2 separate regions of the Mus musculus genome follow, and region 2 is linked to region 1. A link is a loop called in an ENCODE intact Hi-C map of the cell type or tissue named here. Cell type or tissue: heart. All regions are shown on one strand.

Region 1 (5,000 bases):
CAGGGCCCCTGGTTGAAATGAGCTCCTGGGGGCTGGAGAGATGGCTCAGTGGTTAAGAGCACTGACTGCTCTTCCAGAGGTCCTGAGTTCAAATCCCAGCAACCACATGGTGGCTCACAACCACCCACAATGAGATCTGATGCCCTCTTCTGGGGTGTCTGAAGACTGCTGCAGTGTAGTCATATACATAAAATCAATAAATAACTCTTAAGAAAGAAAGAAAGAAAGAAGGAAAGAGAGAGAGAGAGAGAGAGAGAGAGAGAGAGAGAGAGAAATGACCTTATGGGCTGGAGTCATGGATCATGGATGCAACAGTTATACACACTGTTCCTGCTTCTCTCCCACTTTTTTCATATGACTTTTCACCCAAAACAGTTCACCAGAAGTACTTGTGACTCTACCTTCCTGAGTCACGTATATAGCACTCTTCCATTAGTGGAAGCACCTCCTCTTATGCTGTCTGACCACAAAAGGTGGTATAGTGAAGGGAGACCTAAGAATGCAAACGCTGGAGCCTGGCTGCTGGTCTGCTTACCCACTGCGCCTTTGAAAGTATCTGTACTACAGCTAGTACTTGGAACACGCCAGAAAGCCATGCTAAACTGGTATCAAGTGATGTATTCTAACATCTTGCTAGCTACTTTTACAGACCAAGGCACGGAGACCAAAGAGGTGACCTGCTGTGACCGTGATGAGAAAAAGGATGAAACAACATCCTGCTTGTGTTCTGTTGTCCTCTCTGTGGGGCACATGGCCCACACTTAGGAAGGTAGCTCATCTCTGATGAGAAGGTTATTTCCGAGTCAAGGAACGAAGTAACTGGATAAAAGCTGGAACAGCAGAGCTGCCATAAAATGCAGGCAGATCGGTGGAGGACAGACTAGCCTCCTTTCAAACCATGTCTGGTTCACTGGCTCAGCCCTGTCTGTCCAGAAGATTGCTACAGTGGACATGTTTTCTGAATGTGCTGTTGTCTACTAGTATATGACTGAGCCAGTCATTGTGACTGGGTAAGGGAAACTGTAACACTAACTTATTTAAGTGAACACCGCTACATGAAGCTACTGGCCATCATATTAGACAGTGTGGATCTAGACCTGGAACTGTAGGCCGTAGAAGCTGTGCCTTACTCATAAAGGTTGTTTGTCCCATGCCATTTAGCAGGATGAGAGGTCTAATATAGTGCAGAGCTCATACCCGCTTACCCCAAGCAGGGAGCCTTCCTAGCTAGCCACAGGGCTAGGGTCACATAGATATTTCTGCTCCAAGCCCCACCTCCCTGCTCTAAGGCAGATGTAGACTAGGGACTTGACTGTGAGTGTCTTGAATGGATACAGCTTCTGCCTGGAGAAATAAGGGATTCGAGCAATATAAATGATGGGGCTGAAGAGCTAGCTCAGTGGTTAAGAGCTCATCCTGTTCTTCCAGCACCCATGCTTGATGACTCACAGCTGCCTAGGGCTCTGCACCCAGGGGCGCTGGGGCTGCCTTCTGGCCTCCTGGGAATTGCACTGCATGACAAAGTCAGTGCTGTTGGGTGCCACTTCAGTAAGGCTGTACCATTCAAGGATCAGTCACCCCCTGAGCCACCACGGTCATGTTGTCAAGGGTATTTGTTTCCTTTCAGTGACCTTAGCTGTTCTGTGGCCTCTATAAGGATACAGAAGGATGGTGCTTGTTAAACAAAAGGCCCTCTCAGCAATTTTACAACCTGCCTATTTATAACTACTTATCTGCCCATAGGCTTATGGGAGAAGAGAGGCTCAGGGGTGGCTGGTTAATCCACACGGTGCCCATTCGACCGTACCTTCAGCTCCCCAGGCTCCACATCTGCTGCCTTTCGTAGGCAGCACTTGGGACTCCAGCAATGGCACTGAAGGAAGTACCTATAAAGTCTCCCTCCCTCCGAGCCATGTGCTGGGAGCAATGGGCAGCAGATGGTGCCATCGGTACACGTGAAGTTGAGCTTACGTCAGCCCTGCCTCTTATGGGAAGATCAACAAACAAGTCAGGTGTGCTTCCTGCATCTGGATGCTGCTCCCTCTCACCCGGATTTGTAATCAAGATGAACCAAACAGTACTGGGTTTCTTTTTATCTGGTTATAGAATCCTGCAGGGAGCTAGAGGTCAAACAGGTCTGGAAGGCTTCCGGATTGGCTGCCCCGGTAAGGAGACTTATGACTCATGCAACCCATAAAGAAAGGGGAGCCAATCTTAACAGTCTTTAGTTACACAACATCCAATGGCTGCTGGGCCAACCAGTACTCCACAACATCCTGGCAAGCAGCACTATTTGGCTGGACATGAAGTTTAATTGTGCATAATAAAGCTGACAGGTATAGAAGTAAGGCTTGGGGGCGGGGCAGCTGTAGGTTTAATGTCAGTAACTAGGGTCTGGTAGAGGGCTTGTAGGGTCAGATGAGTTTAGGAGTCAGGCCCAGGATCTGCTTCACTGTGACTCCACAGATTTCGTTGAAAAGGGATTCTGTCCCAGAAGTCAGAGACGTTATTTAATGTGACAGATGGTTTTCTGTAGTAACAGGCATCTCTCATCCAACATGCTCTGTTGAATTCTGGGGTCTTCCCTCATTCAGATGTAAACTCCAACTTTCTTTTTCATCATGCACCACCCACCCAAGCGCCTAAAACAGAGGCCTGACGCAGGCACAAGTTTAATCAATGTCTGAGACTGCAGGACACCACAGCTATACCCAGATGCCTGCTACTCCGATGGCCCAGAGAGGAGAGGTCTCCTAGCTGACACTCCAAACTCATCCAAGGGGAAAAGGAGATGGGGAAGGAAGATAATCACAAGGGAAGGGTCAGGTCAGACCTGTCATTGAAATAGACAGATGCTCAGCCATTTAATTAGGAAAACATTTATACCTTTGTAATTCCCAAAACTCCAATATTGGGACTGGAGGAGGTAGAGCCATTCCCGGTACCAAATATGCCATCAAGAACACAGGAAAGACCCTCCACGAAAATACCCCTAAAAGTATAAAAAAAAAGGGGGGGGAGAAAGAGAAACCGTCATTCCTGGGGAAACACTGCAACCAGCTCTTAATGTTTGAAACGTACAAGAATTATGCCCCCTTGGGAGGGGCGGGGTGCTAACCAGTGGCAGTTGCAGGATCTCAGGTCCCTTCCCTGATGGGCTGAGGACAACTCCCCATATGCCCAGCAACTCTAAGAAGGCTAGCTCCACACTGCCCATTAGACACAAATACTTTAAAATAATTTCAAATGAAACCAAAGAACTACTGAATCTAAAAGAAGCATCGGCTGTGCTTTGAAGTAAGACACATCAGTTTGATTCTTTGCTATTAAGATAGTTTCATTAGGAAAAACTGCTTTGTAACTACTGAAAAAAATTTTTTGTTTTGAAACTTTTAAATGAGCAGTCTCCTCACATGTAGCAGTTTTATTTGAGAGAACTGTGAAAAGCCTTACAGAGCCCCTGCCCACACTGGGTACAAGTCATGCTGACTTGTGTTGGAGGGGCAACGACAGGGAGGGGTGCCTTGTGCTCCTTTCTCTGTACCTTCCTTACGGTCAGTTCCCCAATCACTTACAGAAGCTAAAAAAGTGCAAACCCCACAGCTCATCAGACTCTTGATCTTCAGAGTTTTCACCTCTCCCTGTTGTCTGTTTCTGTGAATCATGACTGTGAACAGATCATCCTGAAGGGCAACTGAAATATATCCACTGACACACCTACAGCAGTTACTGTCTGATGCAAGACAAACGCCCTGCCATCGGCCTGACTCTGGCGGCCAGGACTGAATGGGAGAAAAACACAATTTCCTCAACTCAGAAAAAAACTCTGTAGACTCCATATAACCAGGAAGATGTTGTTCTACTACAAACAACCTAAAATTTGAGTTCTTGGGACAGGGCAGGGTGAGGTGAGCATTTGGGAAAATAAGACAACAGAAATCAAAGTAGACAATGTGTCTACTTTCAAAGCCAAGCAAAGAATGGCAACATGTATGCCTGTTTTGCTGAGTTTCATGTGTAAGTGGCTTCAAACTCATAAGGAACATATCCACCTCTCCTTTCAGCTGGAGAGACTGGGAGGAAGGGAGGTAGGATGCTGCTCTGTGCCACCGTGAGACAAGAAGGGTGCTGAAGCAGTGACTTGGCCAAAGACAAATGGCCATCCTGGTTTGTCTGTCATTATCCAGAGCTCTTGGCTTCTTCCCCAAGGCTAGATGAGCAGGTCTTTCTTGGGCCATACCTGTTTATTGCATGGATAGGCGGCGGCGGGGCACAGGAGAGCCTGGCACAGGCGTAGTAGTCACCGATGGACTCAATGATACTGGCTACGACGGCACTGAGCATGCCAATGACGCCAGCTGCAGAGACGGTGGGCATCCCCCACTGAACTGAGGAGGGAAGACAGCCATGAGAGACATGCCCACTTACCTCAGAGGCAGGCAAAGGTTAGAAGGATCTCAGAGAACTCTGCAACAGCTCTGCAGGATTTTGAAGCTCTTGGAAACTTGCTACTTTTAAATCTTAAATCATTGAGACACTAGATGTGTGGGAAGGTTACTGAGTTAGGGCCTTGGATGAGAGTTGACCCCTCGTCTTAAGAAAGCCATCACTTGGCTGGAAGAGGTGGGGAGTTCTCCCCCTCGCAGTTCTAATAACACTGCCTGCTATGGTGGAACAGAAATTTGTTTTGCTTTTGTTTTTTGAAATAAGGGTTCCTGGATATTCTGGTGCGTGTGTGCGTGCGTGCTTGTGTGTGTGTGTGTGTGTGTGTGTGTGTGTAGGCAATCCCCCTGCCTCAGGTTCCAGAGTGTGGGGATTACAGGGCTGGGATTACATTCCTGACTTGGAATAGAAATTTGTCCCAGGGGTTTATAGTTCAGTGGTAGGAATCAGGGTAAAAGGTACTGGCACCAGGTACTCTAATCTGACAATCAAGTGTGCCACAGCCCTACCTCCTTGTTACTGGCAAGCTTGTTTGTTGTCAGAGTATACTACAAATA
Region 2 (5,000 bases), 240 kb before region 1:
TTGGATCCTGTTATAGATGGCTGTGAGCCACCATGTGGTTACTGGGAAATGAACTCAGGACCTCTGGAAGAGCAGCCAGTGCTTTTAACTGCTGAGCCATCTCTCCAGCCCTTCTTCCTCGTTTCTTGATGGTGATTAGAATTTGACACACTGTTCTTGAGATCAGTCTTTCTCTGTAGCCCAAGCTAATCTTGAATTCGCTGACCTTCCAGCCTCAGCCTTCCAGGTGCCAGGATTAAAATGCTGCACTGCTGAGCCAGCTTGTCAGGCATTTCTTAAAATGGCCTCCTGTTTTCGTGTCATAGTTTGTAAATCATCATTCCTCTGAGGTCATTAAGGACATTTACGGGGTGACCATTTAGACTCCCAGCTCTGGATCTAGGGTCTATGTTTATGGAAGATAAAGGGCACAGCCGCATTTGCAAAGTGCCAGGTGCCTGCAGGTTTCCCAAGTCCCACTACTCATTCCCCCGCCCCCAGTAATTCAAAACTCCATCTTTAAAGTATAAGAAATGTCACGGCATCAAGCAAGCACATGTCACATAGACATACATGCAGGCAAACACTCATGTATAAAATAAAATAAGATACATCTCTTAAAATAATCATAATTAATAATAATGATACAGGAAAATCTATGTGCATGAACCTGCCTCTTGACTCTCCTTTCAGATACTTCCCACTGATCTGTCTAATTTGCTCAAATGCTTATAATTTCACAACGTTTTAATAATTGGTAGAATTATCCTATCTCATGATTCTTCCTAGAAAAGGTTTTCTAGCTATTCTTTTTTGAATTGACCAATAGTAATTGAGTGTATTATGGGAGTACATGGTGAGTCTTGTTTTTGTTTTAAGACCGCCCCTGTGTTGCCTAGGTTGGCCATAAACTATGGTCTTTCTACTTCAGCCTCCAAAGCCTGGCATTATAAGCATACGCCACCATGACCCTCTGTGATGGTTTGAATATCCTTGGACCAGGGAGTGGCACCATCTGGAGGTGTGGCCTTGTTGGAATAGGTGTGACCTGGTTGGAATGGGTGTGTCACTGTGGGTGTGGGTATAAGACCCTCACCCTAGTTGCCTGGAAGTCAGTCTTCCACTAGCAGCCTTTGGATGAAGACATAGAACTCTCAGCTCCTCCTGTACCATGCCTGCCTGGATACTGCCATGCTCCCACCTTGATGACAATGGACTGAACCTCTGAACCTGTAAGCCAGCCCCAAGTAAATGTTGTTTTTTATAAGACTTGCCTTGGTCATGGTATCTGTTCACAGCAGTAAAACCCTAACCAAAACACCCTCCCATGAATATAATGTAGGATGGTCAAATTTAGTTAATGTACAAATCACTTCACATTCTTGTTTTTGTAGGAAAAAAATATTTTAAATGTATTCTCAGTAACTTTGAAGTATAGGATAGATAATTATTAGCTCTGCTCATCATGAATTTAGTATGAAAGACTCATGTTTTTGTGAGCCTTAGAAGTAATAAACTTCGTTCTCTCCTCCACAAATCCTTATGGGCGATTGCATTATGGCCCCATTCACCTTACATTTTACTTGGCTATGTTTACGACTTGGAATCTTTCAGTCTAAGCATACAGTTCGCATTTCCATTTGTCTAAGTCCCTGGTCTTCAGAAGCCTTTTGGAGTCCTGTTACTTTATCCCTTTTACATTAAGTTTAAGCCCAAGGCTTTCTCTTTTGCACCTCCAGGATGGACAACCTGTCTCTTTCCAAACTTGCACGAGGGTGAGTCTGTTGTTTTTTCTTAAAGCATGGTGCTGGTGTGGGGGTTGGATGCAAATGTTGTTTCTAACTAAGGGTATGTCCAGCAACCCCTTTTTACTTAGTACTTACTATGAAATTTAACATGCATGTTTTCTAGATGCTTAAGAAAGACGCCATCACATCTAGTCCCTTGGGTTGAAACTAAGTAAATCTCATTTTAATTAGTCTTAATGTATATGTTCCAGGAATAGAGTATTAATGATCTTTTGAGTCTCATATAAAATGCTTTAATACTTCCCTTATCAAACATTGTGAAGTTTAACAGAAAATTAAAGGGAATAACCAGCCTATTTTGTGACACATAGTGTCCATAAATATCACAAGTGCATATGACTATTGATATAATTAATAAATTTTATTTTACTTATAGTTTTACAAATTGTGGGAATTTCAGGTGAATCTGTCCCTTTTAATGTGGCTTCACCCTTGTGAGGATTTGAAATTTAAAACATATTTATTTCATAATATTTTTGTATATTTGAGAACTTTAATATAGTTTGCTAATATCTGGGTGAGAAATTTGGGACTCACAGTAAGTGCTTGAATTCCTGATCCTGCACTACTCTCACTGAACACTGGGGGGCAGCATTGTGAAAGAAACCCAGCAAGGATCCTCCAAAGCGTCATGAAATGTTCATACAGTTAAACCTTAAGTTGAAGGTCTGTCCTTGCCATTTCAGACTCTTCCCAAACTGTTTTTATTAAGTGTTTCGTGTATAAAAATCACACAATAATAATAATTCAGTAAGAACGATGAGAGTACCGTCAAATCCCTCACTTTGATCTTGACTCAGTCTTTGCCGCTGACCATGCTGTAGGAAACTGTAGCCTGCCACTGGCCCCGCCCTCCAGCCGTTACCGCTCTCTGCTTCCTTTCCATAGTGCATATCGAATCCTAGCGTTTTTGATAATTTCCTTCTTATGGTTTCAGGTCCCAAACTTTAGCGCCTGAAGTGTAAGTTCTCAGGAGACGGTTTCGTCCTAATATGTATACCACAAGCCCGAGAGAGATGTACAGCAAGTGTTTGCTGAGTAAATGATTGGTGCTGATGGGGGTTTGTAATGATGGTGGCAAGGGCTTTGAAGGTGGTTATAGTGGAGATGGCAGTGGGTCAGCACAAGAATCAGCAGCTGATGCTGTAGCCGTTGCCATGATACTTACCTTCTTATGGTTGGCAAGGGTGATCTGGGAAGATGGAATCCAAACCTAAGACCAGATGACTTCTAGAAGGTTCTAGAGATCTCAACCTCTGAAAGAGCTTTGTCAGCGTGTGAGCTCTGGCATTCAATTCCTAAGTGGAAATAGGGAGGATTGGTCCTCATGTGCATGTATATACATGTGCATATATATATATATATATGGGGTAGGGTGGGGTGGGGGCACCACACTCCTGCATTCCGGTCACAATTGAGGCTCCAAAGAGAAGAAAACACATCAAACCTACAGATCAGCCCAGCACATGACTGGGTGAGGAGCCACAGGCAAAACTGTGCCTGCTTATGTTTAACACCAAGGGCCCAGGGAGGAGCTGCTTGCTGTAAAGTGAAAAACTGAGCCAGCAGGGGGAGCTAGAGGGAGAAAACGGTGGATGGCTATGATCAAAGTACATTATATAAACATGAAATTTTCAAAGAGTAAAATATATGAAATACTTTGGAGGGGTTTTTGCTTTAAAAATACGATTTTTTAAGATTTATTTTTATATGCAGGGCATGCGAGGTGTCTGGGGAATGGGGGCTGCCTGTGGAGGCCAGGAGAGTGCCTTGCATCCCCTAGAGATGGGAGTTGCAGGTGGCTATGAGCAGGGCCTCTTGGAGGAGACACAATGGTTCTTAGCCACAGAACCATCATCTCTCAAGCCCCAAGGGATGGTACAAGGGAACCAGAACTTTCCAAGGGTGACTGGCCACCAGAGGGAGGAAGTGTTGGAGGCAGGCAGAGTTGGGAAGGAGAATCACCATGAGGGAAACATTATGAAATTTGACCTGCGTTCCATCATTTTATATGCTAATTGAAAGCTAAATGAATCAGTAAAAGAAAATTCTATTAACGAATGCACTCTATTCATGAACTGCAGGGTTGGCTAGACTCCTGGAACGCATACCAGACACTGAGAAACCTGCCTGCCATCCCTGCCCAGGCTCCTTAGGATTTTCAACAAACCATAGTCACCCAGATTGGCATGTGTGAGATCAATCTACACTGTCCCAGGCAAGCAGCCCCCAGCCTCTTCAACACAAAAGCCAAGCACAAGGGTATTGTGCTAGAAATGCAAGCCCACGAGGTAATCATGGGAGAATCAGGCTCAGAGGCAGCAGAGGAAGAATTCCTGCATCCCAGATACTCAGACCATGGAAAGGGAAGATACAGTCCAGATGTCTCCTGACCAATGTGCCTCTCTTCCAGGGAGGGTGTGGTTAGCAGGGGCTCATCAAAGAGTCTGGGGAGCCCTGGCCTAGGCCAGGTACCGGGTTCTTCTGGATACTGGTGTCACTGGGATCTCAGAGTGCACTTCTGCTCAGAGAAAGTTTAAATTACAATGTCATCCCAATACATCTAGGCAGATGGAAAAGAAAGAGCCAGCCATTAATGGAAAGTAACTAAGCCTCATTAAAGTCCGAGAAAGTCATGTCCATACACTGATAGCCACAGCCCTCCAGTGTCTCAGGCCAGCAGAGAGAGAAGTCCTGGCCATAAGGGGCCTTCCTCTGGCCTTACATGGACTTTTCAGCCTCCTCCTCCTCTTCCTCCTCCTCCTCTTCTTCCTCCTCCAGACCTCTGTAGATGTTAAGGGCTCTTAGATTTCACCTAGTGTCTTCTTCCTTCCCCCTGACTTTTCTTTCACTCAGGGATCACTCATATGCAGAATCAGTGTGCTCCTTGAGCCCCACACTGTCTTTCTGCCCCGACACTGCACCTCCAAGCCCTGGAACCTACTCTTCCCACCAGATCCCTTGAGGCCCTCCTCAAAGCCCTAGAGCCTGCTAACAGGCTCACTTCCTTCCTCAGACAGCTGTCGCTGCCTCCTCATATAGACTCACAACCATTGTTAGAGGGATGTCTAACAGCATTGTGGTTGTGCTAAGATCCACGGAATAGCACCTGCTATGTTAGGTTAGGGGCTGGAAAGACAGCTCAGGGGCATCTTGCAGAAGACCTGGATTTAAGATGTCAAAAGCCTTCCTGCCTCTCACAGACACATGCAG

The links. Peaks named below come from ENCODE experiments on the same cell type or tissue, not always from the same donor. Only the 100,000 strongest peaks of a DNase experiment are listed, where the experiment ranks them.
Region 2: a loop joins it to region 1, with 3 times the contacts of the local background. A loop is called at or near these places in 3 of 42 quality-filtered maps.

The regions. Positions count from the first base shown.
Region 1 is chr2:132,062,478-132,067,477 of GRCm38, forward strand. It overlaps Slc23a2 (solute carrier family 23 (nucleobase transporters), member 2), which reads right to left. Exons shown (of 16, transcript NM_018824.2): 11 at 4,241-4,388; 12 at 2,887-2,992. Among named protein-coding and RNA genes, the nearest start is that of Gm31179, 35 kb to the left of the region's middle. In heart, a CTCF peak has its summit at 1,918 (motif pointing right); no DNase peak of the experiment used is centred here.
Region 2 is chr2:131,817,875-131,822,874 of GRCm38, forward strand. It overlaps 5330413P13Rik (RIKEN cDNA 5330413P13 gene), which reads right to left. Exons shown (of 3, transcript NR_029381.1): 3 at 2,132-5,000. Among named protein-coding and RNA genes, the nearest start is that of 5330413P13Rik, 27 kb to the right of the region's middle. In heart, CTCF peaks have their summits at 2,368 (motif pointing right), 3,350 (motif pointing right) and 3,562; a DNase peak (open chromatin) is centred at 3,317; H3K4me3 peaks cover 476 bases; H3K27ac peaks cover 670 bases.